2 separate regions of the Homo sapiens genome follow, and region 2 is linked to region 1. A link is an interaction called in ENCODE POLR2A ChIA-PET data of the cell type or tissue named here. Cell type or tissue: HCT116. All regions are shown on one strand. Each heading gives the region's core, and the rest is flanking DNA. Links, peaks and the distances in the headings are about the cores only.

Evidence for each region. Peaks named below come from ENCODE experiments on the same cell type or tissue, not always from the same donor. Only the 100,000 strongest peaks of a DNase experiment are listed, where the experiment ranks them.
Region 2: POLR2A ChIA-PET joins it to region 1 with 5 read pairs; 2 of 35 experiments call an interaction of 5 or more read pairs at or near these places.

The regions. Positions count from the first base shown.
Region 1 is chr3:184,108,753-184,119,216 of GRCh38, reverse strand. It overlaps the pseudogene HSP90AA5P. Among named protein-coding and RNA genes, the nearest start is that of HTR3E-AS1, 8.8 kb to the right of the region's middle. In HCT116, for the core only: no CTCF peak of the experiment used is centred there; a DNase peak (open chromatin) is centred at 8,736; H3K4me3 peaks cover 710 bases.
Region 2 is chr3:184,332,200-184,336,840 of GRCh38, reverse strand. EIF4G1 (eukaryotic translation initiation factor 4 gamma 1) reads right to left here. Exons shown (of 33, transcript NM_198241.3): 33 at 1,488-2,114. The coding sequence ends at 1,933. It also overlaps a transcript of FAM131A not described here. Among named protein-coding and RNA genes, the nearest start is that of FAM131A, 3.1 kb to the left of the region's middle. RefSeq lists silencers at 498-567, 491-691, 608-1,037 and an enhancer at 2,008-2,157. In HCT116, for the core only: no CTCF peak of the experiment used is centred there; a DNase peak (open chromatin) is centred at 960; H3K4me3 peaks cover 1,288 bases; H3K27ac peaks cover 2,329 bases.

The sequences.
Region 1 (10,464 bases), core at 7,245-9,744:
TTTTTAAGCAGAATGTGACTTGGGTACTACAGTTCCATTCACAAGCCTCGCTCTGGGTTATTTCTGAACAGCTTTACAATATGCCTAGGTAGGCTTATAATTTTGCTCCTGCAAACAATATTTTCCTTTGGAAAACAAGTCCTGTGGAGAGTTCCTTCCATCAAGTTGCTTCAGTTTAACATATTTCCAGAGGACAATTACATGCAGAATTGGCAACTACAGGATGAAAAGTTTAAAAAGTAGATCCTAGAAGATGCAACAAATACTTTTCCTCTAAACATCAAGGTATTTCTCAGAAAACTTCAGTGACAAAGATTTGGCCTACTAAGGAATCTGGCTTGATAGCTTAAACAGTTTAGATCACAAAGTTAATGTTAGGTTACATACATCTTTTTTTTTTCTTTTCTTTCTTTCTTTCTTTCTTTTTTTTTTTTTTTGAGGTGGAGTCTCTCTCTGTTGCCCAGGCTAGAGTACAGTGGCGTGATCTTGGCTCACTGCAACCTCCACTTCCTGGGTTCAAGCAATTCCCCTGCCTCAGCCTCCCGAGTACCTGGGATTACAGGCACCTGCCATAGCACCCAACTAATTTTTGTATTTTTAGTAGAGACGAGGTTTTGTCATGTTGGCCAGGCTGGTCTTGAACTCCTGACCTCAGGTGATCCACCCGCCTCGTCCTCCCAAAGTGCTGGGATTACAGGCGTGAGCCACCGCACCCAGCCTACATACATCTTACAACACACATTACCCCAATCTGTTAAAATAAGCCAATGTGAAACTAGAAAAGCATTGCTAGCTCTGTTTTAGTGCCTGAAGTATCACAAAATCACTTAGAAGTATCACAAAATCACTTAGAAGTAGAAAGAAACCTTACCTTCCCCCTGAAATAGTTATTGTCATGCCATGCAGACTTTTTTTTTTTTTTTTTTGAAGGCAGAGTCTCCCACTTTCTCCCGGGCTGGAGTGCAATGGCGTGATCTCAGCTCACAGCAACCTCCGCCTCCTGGGTTCACATGATTCTCCTGCCTCAGCCTCCTGAGTAGCTGGGATTACAGGTGCACACCACCACACCCGGCTAATATTTTGTTTTTTTTTAGTAGAGATTGGGTTTCGCCATGTTGGCCAGGCTGGTCTCGAACTCCTGACCTCAGGTGATCCACCTGCCTCAGCCTCCCAAAGTGCTGGGATTACAGGTGTGAGCCACCACGCCCGGCCCCCATACAGACTTTTTAAATGTTAACAAAAATAACTAAAATAATCCTGAAAATATATTATCAGAGAGAATGAAGATAGAGTATTGAACACATGTACAAGTCATTCCTCAGCCAGAGCCGCCTACTTCTTCCATGCGTGATGTGTCATCACCTCCTCTGAGGGGCGGCATTTCTTTAGTTATAGCGGCATTGATATCATTAGCAGTAGGATCATATTCATCAACACCCAGACCAAGTTTGATCATCCTATAGATCTTGTTAGTATGTCTCTGAGGGTCTTCCATACTGAAGCCAGGAGATGGGAGTGCAGTTTAGTAAAGCAAGATGACCAGATCCTTCACTGACTTGTTGTTCTTATCAGCCTCTGCCTTTTGCCTTAAGGTTTCAATCATGAATGGTCAGGGTTTATCTCCAGGTGTTTCTTTGCTGCCACGTAGCCCATTGTTGAGTTGTCTTACCGGGCTTGAGCTTTCATGATTCTTTCCATGTTTGCTGTCCAGCCATATGTGCTTGTGACAATACAGCATGGGGATGTCACCAGTTTGACACAACCACCTTTTTGACTTTTTTCTCCAACATGTCTTTCATGATTTTGCAGAGGTTCTCAAACTTTGTTTTTTTCTCTTCCTGTTTCTTTTTTTCTTCTTCATCTTCTGGAAGTTCCAAACCCTCTTTGGCAACTGACACTACAGTCTTACTCTCAAGTTCCTTCAGCTGCTGGACACAGTACTTATCAATCAACTCGATCATATAGATCACTTCTAAGCCATGCTTCTGAAGACATTCCACAAAGGCTGAGTTAGCTACTTGGTCCTTGGTCTCACCTGTAATGTAATAGATATGTTTCTGGTTTGCCTTCATTCTGGAAAACACAATGAGATAAACCATCTCATCACGAGAGGCAGATGTGCACTATTTCAACAGCTCTGAAAGCTTCTTCTGATTTTGAGAGTCTATATATTCAAAGATTTATGTTTTCAGATAACTTCTCGTGGAACTTTTTGTAGTTCTTTTTATCCTCTGCCAGTTCAGCAAAGAGTTCTAAGTATGTTTTGACCAAATTCTTCCTAATAACTTTCAAAATTTTGCTTTGTTGCAACATCTCAGAAAAAATATTTAGAGGGAGATCCTCTGAGTCCATCACCCCTCTAATGAAGTTCAGGTATTCAGGGATTAGCTCCTCACAGTTACCCATGATGAAAACTCTGTGTACATACAACTGAATGTTGTTCTTTTTCTTTCTGTTTTCAAATAGGTCAAAAGGAGCACATCTTGAAACAAAAAGAGCTCTTCTAAACTCTTCGACTGTCCTTCAACTCTTCCAACTGCCCTTCAACTGAAAAGTGCTTCACTGCCAAGTGATCTTCCCAGTTATTGGTCAAGCTCTGATGGAACTCTCCATACTCCTCGTTAGTAATAGCGTCAGGATTTCTGGTCCAGATAGGCTTTGTTTTGTTGAGTTCTTGATCAATGTACTTTTCCTTACTTTTCTTCTTCTTCTTGTCAGCATCCTTCTTTTCTTCTTCTTCATCAGAACCAACATCTTCAATTTCAGGTTTGTCATTGGACTCTTTCTTTTTCTTCCTCTTATCTTCCTTTTTTTCAGCCTCAGCATCACTGACTTGTTTATTACGTTTCTTCTCCACAAAAAGAGTAATGGGATAGCCAATAAACTGAGAATGCTTCTTCACAATCTCTTTTATTCTTCTTTCCTCCAAATACTCAGGTCTTCTTTCAAGTGCAGGGTGCCCTTTGCTCCATGCCCCATAGGTTCACTGTGTCAGTCCTAACTGTGAGTGATCCCCCTGAGGAGGACTCCCGAGCATGCTGCTCATGTTTATGTTTGGTGATCACAGTTACTTTCTCAGCAACCAAATAAGCAGAATAAAAACCAGCACCGAACTTGCCAATCATAGAGATTCTGCACCAGCCTGGAAAACTTCCATGAATGCTTTGGTCCCAGACTGGCGACAGTACCAAGGTTATTGATCAAGTCAGCCTTGGTCATTCCAGTTTCAGTATCCATAATAGTAAGGGTTTGATCTTGTGTGCTTGGCATAAGATTAACGTGGAGCTCTTTCCCAGCGTCTAATTTACTGGGATCCGTCAAGGTTTCATATCAGGTTTTGTCCAAAGCATCTGATGAATTTGAAATGAGCTCTCTTGAGCCAGGCACTGTGGCTCACTCCTGTAATCCCAGCACTTTGGCAGGCCAAGGTGGGTGGATCGCTTGAGGTCAGGAGTTCAAGAGCAGCCTGGGTAATATGGTGAAACCCACCTGGGCAATATGGTGAAACCCCATCGCTACCCAAAATACAAAAAGTTAGCCAGGCATGACGGACATGCCGATGGTCCCAGCTTGTCAGGGGCTGACGCATGAGAATCACTTAAGCCCGGGAGGTGGAGGCTGCAGTGAGCCGAGATCACCCCACTGCATTTCAGACTGGGTGACAGAGTGAGATGCTGTGTCCAAAATAAAAATAAAAAGCTAAAAAAAAAAATGCTGAAATGAGCTCTCTCAGAAAGGTTTCTTTGTTCAAGTAGAAAGTATTGATGATCAGTGACATCAACTGGACAGTTTCTGCTTGAAAGGCAAACATCTCAACCTCTTCTTCCTCCATCGGTTGGTTTTGGGTCTGGGTTTCCTCAGGCAGCTTGGCTAAGGGACCACAGGGCTCTGCAGTATAGCAGCACCAGGATGCTAAAGCATGCAGGCCTCTTGAATTTCTATACGAATTTTAGAATCAGCTTGTCAATTTCTGCAAAAAAAAAAAAAAAAAAAAAAAAGACAGCCAAGATTCTGATACAGATTGCATTGAATCTGTAGATCAATTTGGGGAGTAATGGCATCTTCAGAGGATTTAAGCTTTCCAAATCTTAAACATGGTATATCTTATCTTTCCATTTATTTAGATCTTCTTTAATTTTTTTCAACAGTGTTTTTTAGTTTTCAGTATACAAGTGTTGCACTTCTTTTGTGAAGTTTATCCCTAAATGCCTTATTTTTTTAAAAATGATTCTTAATTTTATTTTCAGAATGTTTATTGCTAGTATATATAAATACAATACTTTTGGTATGTTGATCTTGTGTCCTGTAACCTTGCTGAACTCATTTATTAGTTCTGGTAGATTGTTAGTGAATTCCTTGGGATTTTCTATTTACAGGATCATATCATCTGCAAACAGAGATTGCTTTACTTTTTCCTTTCAATCTGGATGCCTTTTTATTTATTTTTCTTTTTTTCTTTTAGACTGTTCGCTCTGTCGCCCAGGCTGGAGTGCAGTGGTGAGATCTTGGCTCACCGCAACCTCCACTTTCTGTGTTAAAGCGATTCTTCCGCCTCAGTCTCCCAAATAGCTGGGATTACAGGTGCCCATCACCATGCTTGGCTAATTTTTGTATTTTTAGTAGAGATGGGGTTTCACCATGTTGGCCAGGCTGTTCTCCACTTCCTAACTTCAAGTGATCCACCCACCTTGGCCTCCCAAAGTTCTGGGAGACATGAGCCACCGCACCCGGCCTGCCCTGAATAATGTTAAGTACAATGTTGTATAGAGGTGGAGAGAATAAATATTCTTGTGTTGTTCCCACTTTTAGGGGGAAAAGATTCAATTTTTTGCCATTTGGTATGATGTTAGCTGTAGATTTTTCATAGATGCCCTTTAACAGATTGAGGAAGTTATTTTTATTTTTAGTTTGTTGAGTGTTATTTTTTAATCATAAAAGGTTTTGGATTTTGTCAAATGCTTTTTCTGCAGCTATTAAAATGATCATGTGGGTTTTGTTCTCTTAATATAGTGTATTACATTAATTGATTTTCTGATATTATACCAATCTTGTATTCTTGGGATGAGTTCCACTTGTTCATTGCATATAATCCTTTTTATATGTTGCTGGATTCAGTTTGCTAGTATTTTTTTTTTTTTTTTTGAGACAGTCTCACTCTGTTGTCCAGGCTGGAGTGCAGTGGTGCAATCTCAGCTCACTGTAACGTCTGTCTCCTGGGTTCAAGTATTTCTCCTGCCTCAGCCTCCCAAGTAGCTGGGATTACAGGTGCACGCCACCATGCCTGGCTAATTTTTTTTGTATTAATAGAAATGGGGTTTTGCCATGTTGGCCAGGCTGGTCTCGAACTCCTGACCTCAGGTGATCCACCGGCCCTGGTCTCCCAGTGTGCTGGGATTATAGGCTTGAGCCACTGTGCCCGGTCTGTTTGCTAGTATTTTGTTGAGGATTTTTACGTCTATATTCATATGAGATATTGGTCTGTAGTTTTTTTGTTTTTAAATATAACATCTTTGTCTGGTTTCAGTATCTGGATAATAATACTGGCCTCATAGAATGAGTTGCAAAATGTTTCCTCTTCTTTTAATTTCTGAAAGAGACCGTGTAGAATTGGTATTAATTCTTCTTTAAGTATTTGATAAAATTTACCAGTGAAGCTGTCAATGCCTATGGGAAGCTGTTTCAAATTATTAGAATCAACTTAAGTTTATTTAACATTTTATCATGACTAGTGTGAAGTTATGCACCTTAATTTTTTTAATTGAGAGATTCCTTCTCTCTCTCTATAAACTTGTAATTTATGAAAAATGAAAAAACCCATGTTTTGAAAAAGGTAACATTTAATGGCTCATATTAAAACTGTGATTATTCAGCAAGGTAATAGTTTGAGAGTGAAAGGAATTTCTATATACTTTTAGATCTCTCTTAAGCATACCAAGCATAATTTGACCTAGTTGGTCAAATTATGAGCTTTCCCCATAATCTAGAAGACAACTTTGTCTACCATTTAGTCAAGAAACTAGAGTCAGGAAGAATGATGATATGATGCAGGGGAAAATCTCACCCCTGACATTGTAGGGGGTTTGGGGAAAATAAAGGAGTGAAAAGAGGTAAGAGAGTGGAAAGAAGAATGATGGTCAGGTCTGTGCCTTTGTTTCCTCTCTTTGGGTTCCAATTGAATGATATGGACCAGTATTGAGGAAAAAGCTTGTCTCTCTTTGAGGCTTGTGTAAAGATCAGAGCTTTACAGTCCTCCGAAGGAGTCCAGCAGATAGACTTCAAATAGAAACCTGTGAACTTGGGGAAGAGCTGCCTCTAACTGTTTGCTGCTGTGGTCATTGGACAGCCTGACTGGTTCATGTTGGAAGGCAGGGGAAATTGAATGAATACGTTCAATTATTTCCATTCTCTGCACATGGGAGAGGATTGCTACTTGTTCCTGGATTGACCTGGGAATTGAGGCATGCCCTCCATGTGCTTCAGCAGAATGACAGTGTTTCATCACTGGTTCATATAAGCAGCCTGGCCCAGGCCGCCACAGTTAAGTTGGTTTGCTCTTCTTCGAAAGAACCTTACAGTGTGACCTATACAGGTACTGAGAGGACACAAAATTACGAGCAGGCAACGAAAACAACGGGGCCAGGCGCAGTGGCTCACACCTGTAATCCCAGCATTTTGGGATCCCGAGGCGGGTGGATCACTGGAGGCTAAAGTTCGAGACCAGCCTGGCCAACATGGTGAATCCCCGTCTCTACTAAAAAAATGCAAAATTAGCCAGGTGTGGTGGCACATGCCTGTAATCCCAGCTACTTGGGAGGCTGAGGCACGAGAATCGCTCGAACCCAGGAGGCGGAGGTTGCAGTGAACTGAGATCGCACCACTGCACTCCAGCCTGGGCAACAGATACTCTGTCTCAAAAGGAAAAAAAAAAAAAGCCTACTGATTGTCAATCACATATACAAAATACCTTCACAGCAACATCTAAACCAGTGTTTGACCAGACGACTGGGCGCCACAGTCTAGCCAAATTGACATTTAAAATTAACCATGTCAGGCCGGGCACAGTAGCTCACACCTGTAATCCCAGCACTTAGGGAGGTTGAGATGGGCGGATCACCTGAGAGGTCAAGAGTTCGAGACCAGCCTGGCTAACATGGTGAAACCCCTTCTCTACTAAAAATACAAAAATTAGCCAAGCACGTTGGCAGGCGCCTGTAATCCCAGCTACTTGGTTGGCTGAGGCAGGAGAATCTTTTGAACCTGGGAGAATCTTTGGAATTTTTTGAACCTCACTGGGTTGCAGTGAGCCGAGATCATGCCACTACACTCCAGCCTGAGAGACAGAGCAAGACTGCATCTCAATAAATAAAATAAAATAAAATAAAATAAAATAAAATAAAATAAATAAACCATGTCAATGACCAATATGAATATTGAGGACAAGGGCTCCTTCTGAAGTAGGATTAAGAAAGGAGAGAAGATAATTTCTAGGACATGTGATTAGAACACTTAAAAGACTTCATGAGGCTGGGCATGGTGGCTCATGCCTGTAATCCCAGCACTTTGGGAAACCGAGGTGGGTGGATCACCTGAGGTCAGCAGTTCAAGACCAGCTTGGCCAACATGGTGAAACCCCATCTCTACTAAAAATACAAAATTAGCCGGGTACGGTGGCATGCACCTGTAATCCCAGCTACTTGGGAGGCTGAGGCAGGAGAATCATTTGAACCCGGGAGGTGGAGGTTGCAGTGAGCCAAGATCGTGCCACTGCACTCCAGCCTGGGCAACAGAACAAGATTCCGTCTCAAAAAAATAAAAAAAGACTTTATGAAATTAAAAATTATTTTTAATTAAAACATTCAGTAGATGAGCTGAGAATAGAAATGGTCACTCCTGAAAACTGAATTGTTGTCTGAAAGATTGGTCACAACACAAAGCCAAGCCACAAAAAATGGAAGCTGGAAGAGAAAAAGACAGTTTAGAAAACAGATCCATAGGACCTAACTTGTGAATAGCACAAATGCCTGAACAGCGCTGGGTACGGTGGCTCATGTCTGTAATCCCAGCACTTTGGGAGGCCGAGGCGGGTAGATCACGAGGTCAAGAGATCAAGACCATCCTGGCCAACATGGTGAAACCCCATCTCTACTAAAAATACAAAAATTAGACGGGCATGGTGGCGTGCGCCTGTAGTCCCAGCTACTTGGGAGGCTGAGGCAGGAGAATCGCTTGAACCGAGGAGGTGGAGGTTGCAGTGAGCTGAGATCACGCCATTGTACTCCAGCCTGGTGACAGAGCGAGACTCCATCTCAAAAAAAAAAAAAAAAGAAAAAAAAAAAGAAATGCCTGAACAGAAAAAGAACAGATGGAAGAGAGTAAGTAGAGTGTTACTTATATCCTAGAAAAAATTCCCCAAACAGAAGAAAGATTTAAATATTCACATTGAAAAAGGTCACTGAGACACAGAAAGGATTAGTGAAAACACACATTTGACATAACCTAGTGAAATTCAAGCGTCTGTAATCGCCAATGGGGTCACCTTGCCTGCTGCCTAGACAGAGCCAACTCATCAAGACAGGGAAATTGCAATAGAGGAAGAGTAATTCATGCAGAGCCTGCTGTGCGGGACACTGGAATTTTATCAGCCTCCCTGAGCATTCGGGGATCAGAGTTTTTAAGGACAACTTGGTGGGTTGGGGGAAGCCAGTGAGCCAGGAGTGCCGATTGGTCAGATCAGAGATGAAATCATGTGAAGTTGAAGCTGTCCTCTTGTGCTGAGTCAGTTCCTGGGTCGGGGCCACAAGATCAGATGAGTCAGTTTATCGATCTTGGTGGCCAGCTGATTCATTAAGTGCAGGGTCTGCAAAATACCTTAAGCACTGATCTTAGGAGCAGTTTAGGGAGGGTCAGAATTTTGTAGCCTCCACCTGCATGACTCCTAAACCATAATTTCTAATCTTGTGGCTAGTTCGTTAGTCCTATAAAGGCAGTCTAGTCCCCAGGCAAGAAGGAGGTTTGTTTTGGGAAAGGGCTGTTATCGTTTTTATTTTATTTTATTTTATTTTATTTATTTTTTAATTTTAATTTTTTTAAAATTTTTGTTTATTTATTTATTTTTGAGACGGAGTCTCCCTCTATTGCCCAGGCTGGAGTGCAGTGGCACAATCTTGGCTCACTGCAACCTCTGCCTCCTGGGTTCAAGTGATTCTCCTGCCTCAGCCTCCCAAGTAGCTGGGACCACAGGTATGTGCCACCATGCCCCGCTAGCTTTTGTATTTTTAGTACAGATGGAGTTTCACCATATTGGCCAGGCTGGTCTATTATTTTTATTTTTATACAGGCATGAAACGCTGTGCCCAGACCATACTGTACCTTTTGATATTTGTACCTTGTATGTATATTACTCTTCCAAAAATGAATCAAGAATTAATGAAAGAGATGTGCGAAAATATACTAGGCAAAAGCAAGATTTGCAACACTATCCTACAAATGGAAATCATGTTCAAAACACATTGAACAGAACAAATAGTGACAATATATGAGGATAAAATCAGGCACAATTCAAGAAGATATAATAACCATACATTTTTATGCATCAAATCACATAGCTGTCAAGCATATAAAAGGAAAACTACAAGTACCCAGAGAACATGGATAAAATACTTTTGAACTTTAACAGACCACACAGACAAAAATAAGCTATGATATAGAGGATTTGAATAATGTAATAAATAAGCTCTATTTAGTAGATGCATATAGAGAGAATATATACTTTTTTTAAAAAAAAGAACACCTAAGAACACAAATATATACTTTTTAAATGTCCTGAAACAAAGCTTGTTACAGAACCAATCATGCATTCAGCCAGAGAAAAAGCTTTTTTTTTTTTTTTTTTGGGACAGAGTCTCCCTCTGTCTTCCAGGCTGGAGTACAGTGGTGTGATCTTGGCTGACTGCAACCTCCACCTCCTGGGTTCAAGTGATTCTTCTGCCTCAGCCTCCTGAGTAGCTGGGACTACAGGCATGCGCCACCACGCCCAGCTAATTTTTGTATTTTTAGTAGAGACGGGGTTTCACCGTATTGGCCTGGCTGATCTCGAACTCCTGATCTCGTGATCCACCCGCCTTGGCCTCCCAAAGTGCTGGGATTACAGGCATGAGCCACTGCGCCTGGCCAAGAAAGCTTTATAAATCCAAAAAGGTTTAAATTTATACACCATGCTCTCTGATCATAAACCAAGAAACTAGAAATTAACAATGAAAGGATAACAATAACAAAAATCCCTTATCCATAGATATGAAGACACATTCTCCCAAATAGCCTTTATTTCTATTTTTATTTTTTTTGAGACAGGGCCTTGCTTTGTCGCTTAGGCTGGAGTGCAGTGCAACAATCAGAACTCACTGTAGCCTTGATCTCCTGGACTCAAGCAATCCTCCCACTGCAGCCTCCTGCACAGTGGGACTG
Region 2 (4,641 bases), core at 10-2,509, 220 kb before region 1:
CAGGCAGGGGTCAGCACTGTGGGAAGGAAGCCCTGATGGCCTGCCTCTGGGTTCCTCTTTCCCTCCACAGAGTAGAGTGATTTGTTTTTGCTGAGTGGGGGCAGGACATTAAAACAACTGTAATAGGTGAGAGGTGATTCAGTGTTCACAGGTGCCCCAAACGGGACCTCAGTCCCCCTTCGCCGACTGACTGAAGAGGGGAGTCAATGTCCGACAAAAATTCTGTGGTAGGGTGCTTAGCCAGGACCGAAAGGCTACCTCTTTAAGAAGATGGGGACACGGCTGGGAGAAGCAGGTTCCCAGCACAGGGCCACTCCCAGGACTGTGAAGGCAGAGGTGTAGGCGGAGGGGAGTGTGTGTGTGGGCGCGCAAGGCCAGTCGCCGAGGGCTGGAGTGGTGGGGGCATCGGGCTGCCCAGCCCCTCCCGGGGCTGTGCGTCTCCGGCCACCCTGAGCAGTGGGCACACGGCAGCCAGCGGCGAGACCATGCGTCTGCCCTGCAAAACCCCAAGGCAGGCAGGCCGTGGGAGCGAACCGGAGTCGGTCTGGCCCCTTCCCTGCTCATTCCCGCTCCCTCCTGTTGCCTGGCCCGCCTCCCGGTGCAGGCTCCTCCCTCTCCCGACACCGGCCCCCTCCTCAAGGCCCCCACCCACCCGCGGCCCGCGCACCGGCGGCCGCAGCCCGACTCCCCAACCCGTACCCGGCCTCCGCCTCTTACCCTGACCCGCCGGGCTCCGAGAGCCGATACAGCCCATGGCCGGGCACCCAGGCACGCTAGCCTGCGCTCGGGGCGCGGGCCATCGCCTTGCAGAGGGTAGGGTCGCGGCCACACTGGGGAGGGGAGAGCCCGTGAGAGGGGAGGGGTGGGAGCCGCGCGTCCGCCGCCGCTCCCCGGAGAGGGAACCGGGCCGGTGACGTAAGCGCGGGGGCGTGACCGCCGCGTCACCACCCAAAGTAGGCGGGGCGCAGCGACGTCACAGCCACGCAGAGGCGGCCTGGACCGGGTTCGAAAATGCCGGTCCTCTCCTCCCAGAGCCGACTGCCACCTGAAGGCAGGGGCGGCGAACACTCACTAAGCCAGCCCAGTCACACTACACGGGGTCGCAAAACCTCCCTTCATGCATCCAGCCCCTTCATTTTACAGATGACACCTTCAAGCCATAAAGGGATTCTCCAGCTATAAACAACCCGAAACCCAAAAGCCTTCCCCACACAGGGGCTTGAATCATTCTGGTAGGAGAGCAGAGCCTAGCAAGGATGTCCTATCACTAATCTCCCTTTTCTCCGGACCAGGAAGGCACCTATCAAGCCCATCTGAGGGCCCAACCTTCCAGGAAACCTCAGATCCCTGCAATCATGGACAGGGGAAGAGGCAGGAGGGGTGCCAGGTTACAGGGAACAGCGCTACAGTACCAGCTCTGGGAAGGATCCCCACCTATAAACACCTTCTCTAGAGGGAGCAGGGCATAAAGCAGAAAGGCAGTGAGCTTAATTGAATTCATGTTTAATAATTACAGGCACCGTGCCCCCCCTTCCCCCTGCCCAGGCAACAGCAGGGGTGGTACAGGGGCTGGGGCATATGCCCCCAGCAGCGAGGACGGCAGTCCCGAGAGTGATTTTCAGAAAATAAAAAAAAGGACCCCAGGGGCAGGCGTTGGTGCCCCTCCCCACCCCAAGACACACCAAATTTCAAGACTTTATATATAATATATCTCTGTGCCCCAGGGGGAGGAGAGGGACACCTGGCGGCATCCTGGAGGGGGGCCCAGGCAGCCCCAAGCCATCCTGCCTCTTCAGCCACTTTATTAGTTCAGACACATCACACTACAGGCACCCACTGCCACCGCCGCTGCTGCCGCCCCCCTGCAGTCCAGGCGGCTAGCCGGGCCATCTGTGTGTCCATGGGGCTCCAGGTCCCCGGCCCCACCAGCCCTCAGTTGTGGTCAGACTCCTCCTCTGCTTCACGGAGCCACTTGAAGAAGGCTGTGACAGATTTAAGGGCCACACCCTTGCCCTGCTGCTCAGCGGGGTCCTTGCTACTCTCCCAACTGTAGAAGGCATCCTCCTTCACCACGTCCTCGTCATACAGTGCGTCAAAGAACATCCGCAGCAGGTCTGCAAGCAGGCGGGACAGCAGTTAGAGGTGACTGGCCACCGCCACCCCAGCCCACCCCAGGGAACCCTCCCAAGTTCCACTGTTCAAACAAGGCCCTGATGCACCAGCCTGACATTTGTGGCCATTCCAGAGTGACTAGGCCTCTGACAGGATGCTAATCTCATGATCTGAGACTGCTGCACAGCAATGAGTCACTTGGCCATCAGAAAAACCTTACAAACTTGCTTGGCCTCACCTTGGCAGCCTGAAACCTCTCTGCCCATGATGTATTTAATGGAGAAAACTATATTCAGAATTGGTACTCCTGAATTCAGGAAATCGCTAAAAGTCCTATATATATCATACATAAAGTCCTATATATATCCTACATGTAACCTGAACATTCACTGCCCCCCAAACAGATCCTGACAACTCCTGATCTCAATTTCCCTTCCTTCCCCACACATTTCCTGTACATACACACCTTCTCTGGCCTTGACACTTTTGTGGATGCTATATCCTTTGCCGGAAACTTCCTCGTGTCTTGTTCCTTCAGGACTCAACTCAAGCATCACCTGTTCGGGCCCTCTTTCTCCTCAACCCCTAGCTGCTGGGTAGCCTTCCCAAGCAACGTGTCCTATAACCCCTGAAACACAACCGACCCCAGTGCCCACAAGGCACCACCAGTCTTTCCAAACCAAACCTTACACTTCTAAGCCATCTATGAGATGCTGCCAGCCAGGATGTTCTGCAGGGCATGCCCAGCCTCAAAGTCACAAACTGCCTAGGGGCACAGTCACCTGCTACCCCCACCCCATAGCAATGGGCCATAGCAGGGCAGAACCTTCACTTAACCCGTACCTACACTCCAAATCCCACACATACCCACCCAGGGACCCCATCCAATCGATTATGCACTCTGCCCTGTATTTTCAAGCCCAAGTTTCTCTAACCTAAAAACAAAAAGCCCTGTTTTCAACCACTATCTTACAGCTAATAAAATATTTTGTCTACACTTGATGTTTTCCCTTCTTTCTGTCTCACTTAAGTATTTCTCAGTCCTTTCCAATCCAGAATCTGTCCCCTGCCCCACTAAATACTGTTTTTGCCAGGGTGGCCTCTATGTTTTTATATTCCAAACATCCTGCATTTTCAGGCCCACTCCTACAAACGCTCACAGCAGCATCTGGCATTATCAACCACATCCCTCTCCTCAAATTTCTCTGTCCTTGGTTCAGAGGGGCCTGTCCTCCTTTGGTCCCTACCAGTATGTCCGCTCTACCTCCTTGGGGCTGTATCTCAGGCCCTTATCACTCTCCCTCAGGCAAGCCCGTATCCTCTTATGACTTGCACATGAGTTACCCTGTGCCGGCATTTCACAAAGCTGCCTCCTGCCCTGATCTCTTCTTTTCCAAAAGGACCCAGATACCCCAGCTATTGAGCTGACATCTCGATTCCCTTACTCAAGGACCACAACTCAACTTGATCCACCGTTGCCTACCCCAGCAAATGACATCACACTATGGCCTCTAAGCCCACTGTGATTTAAAAACCATCCTGGGAGTCATCCATGACTTCTAATCTCTCACGGCCCCCTCCCCAGACCAGTGTAACCAAAAGCTGCCAACTCCATTTCCTAAGTATCTCTTGATCTGCCTACTCCTCTCCACCATCACCAGCAAGGCTGAGCCACTGGTGCTAACACTGCCACATCCACTCTCACCCCATTCCAAACCACTCTTCCCTCTATTGCCAAGATGATCTAAAAACTAAAATCAAATTCCTTTATTCCTTGCTTAAAATCCCACAAAGGCGTTTTCTTGCCCCCAGGCTAAAGCCCCAGACTCTGGCCATGGCTTACACCCGGCCCTGTGTGGTCAGGCCCACATCCCTCTCTTCGGCCCCATCTTGCCTCACTTAGGACTGGTTGCTGTGCTCTCCCACACTGGCCTTTCTTTAATAGTTCTTTTCCCTGTGTCAAGTTCTTCCTACCATAGGTAGAAAGAACACACATAGTGCCTTCGCTTCAAACATTCTCCCCCTCCCCTTCCCAGTTGTTGTGGAGTGAATTACCACTCATTACCCCTCAGACCAGGTGTCCTCCCTCCGAGAGCACCCGTCTTCCCAGGCTCATTGCTCACGCCAGTACTAACTCCAGGCCAGCACAGGAAATTGCTCGGCTTCCTCTCTGTGAGCATGCCAATGCCCTGACACATACCTATGTTCTGAATGCATAACCTGAGACATGTTCACTGAGACCTCAGTCTCCTCATGTGGAAAATAGGGGTAATACCATCCACCCTAAACAACATTTGTGAGGACTACATGAGGCAAGGTAAGCAAAGCATTTCAGCCCTGTGCCACGCCGTGGGGGCACACGGTACTGGGAAGATCCTATCATTTATCACCTCTGCACTGTTGGCATCAAACACATGGCTAGGCACAAAACAGGCAATTACCCTTCAAGGCTGTGTCTAACTCCTTCCACTTGTAGGAACAACACAACACAAACGTAAAAGGAAAGAATGAAACCCAGAGGGCATTTTG